3 separate regions of the Homo sapiens genome follow, and regions 1 and 3 are each linked to region 2. Evidence: chromatin loops called from intact Hi-C (ENCODE). Cell type or tissue: PC-3. All regions are shown on one strand.

What was found. A loop is a pair of places that touch in the nucleus more often than their neighbours do. Peaks named below come from ENCODE experiments on the same cell type or tissue, not always from the same donor. Only the 100,000 strongest peaks of a DNase experiment are listed, where the experiment ranks them.
Region 1: a loop joins it to region 2, with 7 times the contacts of the local background. A loop is called at or near these places in 26 of 110 quality-filtered maps.
Region 3: it touches region 2 in a loop (16-fold over the local background); 28 of 110 quality-filtered maps call a loop at or near these places.

Annotation. Positions count from the first base shown.
Region 1 is chr14:93,542,462-93,544,961 of GRCh38, forward strand. It overlaps UNC79 (unc-79 subunit of NALCN channel complex), which reads left to right. Exons shown (of 52, transcript NM_001395159.1): 14 at 5-235. Among named protein-coding and RNA genes, the nearest start is that of UNC79, 110 kb to the left of the region's middle. In PC-3, a CTCF peak has its summit at 1,521 (motif pointing left); no DNase peak of the experiment used is centred here; H3K27me3 peaks cover 475 bases.
Region 2 is chr14:93,233,099-93,235,598 of GRCh38, forward strand. No RefSeq gene overlaps it. Among named protein-coding and RNA genes, the nearest start is that of UBR7, 27 kb to the left of the region's middle. In PC-3, a CTCF peak has its summit at 1,047; a DNase peak (open chromatin) is centred at 1,873; H3K4me3 peaks cover 470 bases; H3K27ac peaks cover 1,925 bases.
Region 3 is chr14:93,617,969-93,620,468 of GRCh38, forward strand. It overlaps UNC79 (unc-79 subunit of NALCN channel complex), which reads left to right. Exons shown (of 52, transcript NM_001395159.1): 30 at 224-386. Among named protein-coding and RNA genes, the nearest start is that of PRIMA1, 170 kb to the right of the region's middle. In PC-3, a CTCF peak has its summit at 1,408 (motif pointing left); no DNase peak of the experiment used is centred here; H3K27me3 peaks cover 673 bases.

The sequences.
Region 1 (2,500 bases), 310 kb after region 2:
CTAGGTGAGCCTCTGCACACCCAGTGAGAACACGCCTACAGAAAGCTTGGCCCGGCTGGTGGCCATGGTGTTTCAGTGGTTTCACTCCACTGCGTATATGATGGATGATGAAGTGGGAAGTCTGGTGGAAAAGCTGAAGCCTCAGTTTGTCACCAAATGGCTGAAGACCGTATGTGATGTTCGCTTCGATGTCATGGTCATGTGCCTTCTTCCTAAACCCATGGAATTTGCCAGGGTAAGTGGAGGCCTACAGCTCACACCTTGTTAGAGAGGAGGACTTGGGGAGAAGTGCTGCCTTAGCCATGTGGGTATTATCAGTGTCTGCAGAGGAGGAACATCTCTCCTTATTTTAATTAATATAGCTAAATGAATTTAGTAACTGTATCTTGGATGATGTGCTGCTTTGATGTTGATTTGGGATGAGGAAGAATGGCAAGATGCATTTGTGAGGTATCTTTAAGAATTTAAGGGACCATTCTTTCTCGACATTGCTGATTTTTTTTTTTTTTGAAATGGGATCTTGCTATGTCGCCCAGGCTGGCCGCCTTGAACTCCTGGGCTCAAGTGATCCTCCTGCCTCAGCCTCTGGAGTAGCCGGGAAGCTAAATATTTTTATTAAGAAACAACAACAAAAAAGCCTTTCTATGAGGTTACTAGAGCTCAGTCCCCTTTTGGCTTAGAATCTTTGGAAAGATTACCATTCAAATAGGGGAAATGTCTTTTTTTCTTTTTTTAATCATGTATATATATATATACAGGTTAATGGTAGAAGTCCCTGCCCTGCCATTTGAAATGCCAAAAAGGTTCAGGGTCAGACAAAATGCACCTATTCCTCTCACTTAAGAACAGATTTCTCTGTGCTGATCCTCTTGCTTCTGCCTCAGTGGATCACATCTGAGAAGAACCCATGTTTCTTTTTTCCTTTTTTTTTTTTTTGAGACAGGGTCTCACTTTGTCACCCAGGATGGACCGCAGTGGTGTAGTCATACTCACAGCAGCTTTGAACTCCTGGGCTCAAGAGATCCTCCCACCTCAGAGACTACAGGCATGCATCACCACATCCATCTAATTAAAAAAATTTTTTTGGTAGAGATGGGGTCTCTCTATGTTGCTCAGGCTGGTCTCAGACTCTTGGCCTCCAGCGATCTTTCTGCCTCAGCCTCCCAAAGTGCTGGGATTATACAGGCATGAGCTGCTGTGAGCAGCCCATATTTTTTGAATATGATGTAATTTGCATCTAACCCAGAAAGGTGGATGTCCAGAATCAGGTTTTGGCAGTAATATGTGAAATTTTTTTTCCAAGTGTTTTCTAAGTGTTATTTTTATTTGTGATTTTTTATTTCCTTTCAAAGAGATCTTGAGGCAGTTTTCAGTAGAAACCTGTGCTAAAGTAGGACATTTAAGGATAAAACAGCACAGACCATCTATAGGGGTAACTTTTATTGGATTTTCAGGACTCAGAGTGATCTGTGCATTTATGGAGATGTACTTCTTTCTTCTTTGGTGCCACCTACTGACTCACTTAGAAAATTGAATTTTTGCCTAAAGGAAATTTCCCATTTTCTGACATTCTTTGCCTGTGTTGATATATTTTCTATTATTATGTCTATTGGAATAGTGAAGGATTGATGTGACATGCTTCTGGAAAATGAGAAGAAATGATTATGTTGGGAGAAAAACTTTTCTTATTCCAACTTAGGTGCAGATGTTTTGGGGCCTGCAAATTAACTGATAACAGTTTAACTGGAGAGAAGACAAAGTTTATTTATGAGTACATGTGGGAGATCTCAAGGATAAATTACTTCCTGAATAGCCAGAAATAAAAGATTTATATATCAAACTTAACAAAAGGTTTACTTAAGGGCTTCAGTGAGAAGGTATGGAAGGTTCCATTGGGTTTTTTAATGCCATGGGAGCTGGGCAGGAACTGGGCTATCTCCACAGCAGCTGAATCCACAGGAAACTCCCTTTCGGGGGGGTTAACAGAAGGGTTTTCTCTGGAGACTCTGCTAGAGTCACATAACGGAAGTTCGGCTAAGATTTCTTTTTGCATCTTCTTTAGCTTAAATGTTTTCACTTTAAAATACTCTTTATACCAACTGTAGGGTTTTGGTGGATAACATTTCCCTCATCTGAAACTTCCCTTGAAGTTTCAACATACATGAAAGAAGCTAGGTTGATTTCTATAGAGGGAAGATTTAGGCTAGAAATTGTGAGGTAAGAGATCTGCAGAGGAGAACAAGAGCATAGAATGAGGAACCAGAAAAGCACAGATTAATGGTTGGGATAGATTATAAATCTAGGTTTTGAGTACGGAGGGCAGACAGTTGAGAAGATGTCTAGATGTTGGTCTTGAAGCATGTTTAGACGGTGGAGTGAGAACATCGGTGTCACAGTTATGGTTATTTTCCAGAGCAGAGCAGAGAAGAGGTGAGTGTTTGGTGAACTTCCTGAGTGGACCAAACTGTTGTAGCAATAAGTCCTTTGAATTTTATATCAT
Region 2 (2,500 bases):
TTCTAAAACAAACTAGCAGCTACTGTGGAATGATTTCTGAACCCCAGGAGAGAGGAGCTGAAAATAGGAAGTGAGGAGTCCTTAAGAACAAATGGTGCGACCCAAATGCCCATCAACAGTAGACTGGATAGAGAAAATGTGGCACATGTACACCATGGAATACTATGCAGCCATAAAAAGGATGAGTTCATGTTCGTTGCAGGGACATGGATGAAGCTGGAAACCATCATTCTCAGCAAACTTACACAGGAACAGAAAACCAAACACCGCATGTTCTCACTTATAAGTGGGAGGTGAACAATGAGAACACATGGACACAGGAAGGGGAACATCACACACCGGGGCCTGTCAGAGGGTCGGGGGTTAGGGGAAGGACAGCATTAGGAGAAATACCTAATGTAGGTGACGGGTTGATGGGTGCAGCAAACCACCATGGCACGTGTATACCTATGTAACAAACCTATACGTTCTGCACATGTAACCCAGAACTTAAAGTATAAAAAAAAAAAAAAAGAACAAATGATGCAGAGCCGACTTCCTTCTCCTGTTGATAAGTCAACCAGCTTCCCAGGGGACGAGGGAAGCCTATGTATGTGACAAGGTCTCTCATGACTGGCCCACAAGATGACAGTAATGATGACCCCATCCAGCTTCCAGGGACAGCTCGGTCGGGTCTCCTCACTCCTCAAACGCCTTCAGTTTCCCTCCTCTCCACCACTAAGCTACTCAAAAAGGCTGTCTACACAGATCATCTCCACCTTCTCACCTCCCACTCAGACTCGCATCTGCCCCACCTGGCTTCTCTCTCCAGCTGCCGCCAAACTGCTCTTCCAAACACCTTCACCTTGAGGCTGACCCAACCCGCCTTAGGGGCCTGATCTTCCAAAACCTCGGAACAGCAGCCACAGGGTTAACTTTTGGATAGCAGTGAAATTGAGCCTTAATCTCTTACCTTTAATTAACTTGAAAAAGTAATACCTGCATATCATTTAAACACTCAACCAGAACAAAAAGGATGCCATTAATTGGCAGTTGCATGTATTGTCAATGACCCTCTCCAGAGGGAGTCCTGTGCACATTCTTGCAGATTTTTTTTTTTTTTTTTTTTTTTGAGACTGAGTCTGTCTCTATTACCCAGGCTGGAGTGCAGTGGTGCAATCTTGGCTCGGTGCAATCTCGGCTCACTGCAATCTCTGCCTCCTGGGTTCATGCGATTCTCGTGCCTCAGCCTCCAGAGTAGCTGGGATCACAGGCCCCTGCCACCACACCAGGCTAATTTTTGTATTTTTAGTAGAGATGGGTTTTCACCATGTTGGCCAGGCTGGTCTCGAACTCCTGACCTCAAATGATCCACCTGCCTTGGCCTCCCAAAGTGCAGGGATTACAGGCGTGAGCCACCGCGCCTGGCTGCAGAAATGTTTATGTATGTATTTGCATTCATTCCTTTTTTTTTTTTGTCTTCTCTCCAAGTGGGAGCATATGGATGCATTATTTTGTATACTGCTTCTTTCACTTCATTTATTCTAAAGATCACATTCCCTCTTTTCTCAAGTTGTCCCAGCCTGGTCTTCTGTGCAGCACACTGCTGGTTTTCTTTCTGTCTGCTAGGCTGCCCTTGGCCAGCAACTCCCTCCAGCTGGCTTGGAAAGGTTGGAGTCCCCCAAGTTCATCATCCAGGCCCTCTTTCATCTTCCTTTAAACCTTTCCCCTAATCACACCATCTACTCCTAAGGCTGTAAGTGCCACCCATATATGTGGACAACCCCCACACAGCCTCCAGCTAGAATCCTTTCCTCTGACTCCCAGCTGACACCTAGTTGCCACCTAGTAGTTGGCTGCCTGGCAATCATTCCCGCGTCAACATGACCAACACTAACGCCATCTTCCCCCCAGAGCTGGCTCCCCCTCCTTTCCCACACTGAGCAAGCACCTAGTCACGCAGACACGGCACCGTCAGCAGATTCCGAATCTGTTCTCTTTGTTGGCTGCTTGCAGCTCTCCCCTGGACGGCTACGGCAGCCTCCCGTCTGGACCTCTCAATCTACTCCTGCTTCTTTTCAACCACTTCCCATGCAATAGCCAGAGTGATTTGGAACATGCAAATCTGGTGAACCACCCCAGCCCTAGTAGCTTTTGAGTTGCCATTATAGCCAACTTCAGAAGCCTCACCCTGCCCTAGGAGGGTCCCACACCCCCTCTCACTCCCCTGAGCTCTGTCCAGGCTTGGTCTCTCCATGGAGCCCTCCCTCCCCACTCCTCACCCTGTTGCTCGTCTCTTCCTTCACCTGCACCTTCAAGGTCACTCCCACACAAAGCCTTCCCACCCCTGGGACCAGTTAGACATCGAGCCTTACCTGTGTAGTTCTTCAATGTCTTTTCTTCTTGGAAACTCAAACAGTTTTTGAGTGGGACTGTGACTGTTTTGTTCATGACTCTGCTGTCTCAGCATCTAGCAATGTTCGGAAAAACGGACTGGATGAACAACTGATTGCCATCCTTG
Region 3 (2,500 bases), 380 kb after region 2:
ATGATCACGCCACAGCACTCCAACCTGGGTGACAGAGTGAGACCCTGTCTCTAACTAAACAAATAAATAAGGCCATGAGCAGAATTTGTTTCTACTTCTCTCTCTCTCTCATATATATATTTATCCCCAAGAGATACTGCAAAAAGTATCCAGCAAGATCAGGTGGAAAAGCTTACCCTCTAAAATAACCATTTATCTTTTTCTCTCTCGTTTCATTGGGCAGTATCCATACCGAGACTGTGATATCAGCAAGATCCTGCTGCATCTGATTCACATAACAGTCAATACACTCAATGCGCAGTATCATAGCTGCAAGCCCCATGCCACGGCAGGACCTTTGTACAGTGACAACAGTAACATAAGCAGATACAGCGAAAAAGAAAAAGGTACATATCTAAATTCTATCCCAAACCTAGCTTCAATACATAATAGATTTCTGGACAATGTTTTCTTAGGAGATAGAAGAGTGTTCCCAGATATCATTCTGGAGTAAAAAAAAAAATCACTTTCTTAATTTTCCAACTTTCCATGAATGTTGCTGCTTTAACTTTGAAATTGAGCATTCAAGAGGAATAAATGATGTGCTTCCAAAGCCTGTATCATAAGAAATAATATTTTGTAAGATATTTTCTGCTGTTTGAATCAGGAGCCTTTGTAAGCCTTTTCTTACGTGTTAGAAGCATCTCGTTTTTGGGCTATAAAATAAGTCTTGGTTGGCACACAGTGGAGCCATTCTTTGTAGGTCTCTAGTTTGCCCTGGTCTTTGCGCTCATAGAGTTTCAATGGAGTCTAAGTTTGCTGAAGTGCTTTTTCCTAGACTTTTAATTTAATACAAAGTGATTCAAGGCAAGGGAAATGAAACATTTTTGCTGCATAGGTGTAAGCTATCTCCATTATCAACACTTTTTCTATTGCTACCTTTTTCTAAAAGGGGCAGTAGAATGCAACTTTAGCTAGGGTAAAATTGCAGCCTGTTTTCAGGTGAGACACGAAGAACCAGGGTGTATATTTTTAGTTTTTAGTGTAAGTCACGGCTGACTAGATTTTAAATTGACATCATTTAATCTAGTCTTTGGAAAAAACCAAGTGTCCACTGACCCTTTATGAGGTTAGTAGAGTCTGTTTTAGTAGGACTGCTCTGGAGATACCTCAAAAGTATAAATTGTACCAGTGTTCCTGTTTGTTATTGCTGAAAGTTCCAAAAATCTAGTTTGGCTACAGACGGAACTCGAGAACTAGGTTCTTTAAGTTCTGGTACCATTCAGATCCCTCCTAAAGAATATCTTGTCTACCAGTTTAGGGTTTAGTCTCTGGCAAATTGGGGAGATCTGTTAAGCTATGGATGTTTTCAGCGTGGGCTTAGTGTTTGGGCCAAACCCTGATGAACCTTTCTGGATGGGAGGCGCCATCTTGTGGTCTTTCAGTCTTGAGTGTTCAATGCATTTTGAAAATTGTTTCAAAGTTATGTAATGCAAGTCACGTAACTATTGGTTGGAAAAACTGCATTTTTCAAAGGATATTTTTCCAAAAAGGAAATAGAGAAGTAAAACAGATTATTGTGTTGCGTTTCCCCAGAAACATGGGAATTTGATAGGCATTCCCATCTTTGTGGAAGTTCACTGGGTTTAAAAACAAATTCATTTTGATTAACATTTATTTTTATTTAATTAAAAAGTTTAGTATGGTTATTTCATCTAAAATTTACTACTTCAAGTTTCATTTACTTGTAGAATTTTGTGCATTAGAACAGGGTCAGTCCTTAAAACTTGATGTATATACTGCCCTTATGCTAAAAAAAACCTTGAATAATCATAATCGCACCTGAGCCTCATTTGTCATATAGGTAGATGTAAATACAGGCCAAACATTATGAGTTCAGTGATATTCAACTTGAATAGTAGGTAAACTCATTATGATGCTATTAAATGCATTTTAGTAGCCTTTTCTGTTGCCACTTTGTACGTGGCTTTGGCCTTTCAAAAGGACGAAAGAAGAAAATTGGTTAAGTAAACTTTATGGGTTGCAACATATGAACTCTTTCCTCATTAACATATTTTGGGGTTTATCTTGGATTTAAAAATGGCCACATGGGTGTAGAAGGGAGGACGTAGAAACAAGTTCAACAGGCACTCAAAGTGACCGGTTTGTTTATGTAGGATTAGGGATCATAAGTGTCAAAGATTCTTTCTGGGATTCATGAGATCCGTAATAGTTACACGTGGTAAGCGCCTCAGAGAAGAGTCTTACTTTAATAGGAGGAAATGTTATTTTCTGTTTTCTTTTTCCTTTGTTTACTCTTTCAGTCCATAATCATTCGTGGAGCTTTTGAGATGACAAGTGGCTTTTCTAAGCTTTTTCTGTGTGTTGCGTGTCTCATTATCAAATGTAGAGTACAGTATTTTGCATTCACACCGTATAAGGTGCATGTACTGTTAGGCTGTGTCTATGCCAGTTACCAAATCCCATAAAGGCAGATTTTTTTTTCTTTTTTGGAAAGCCC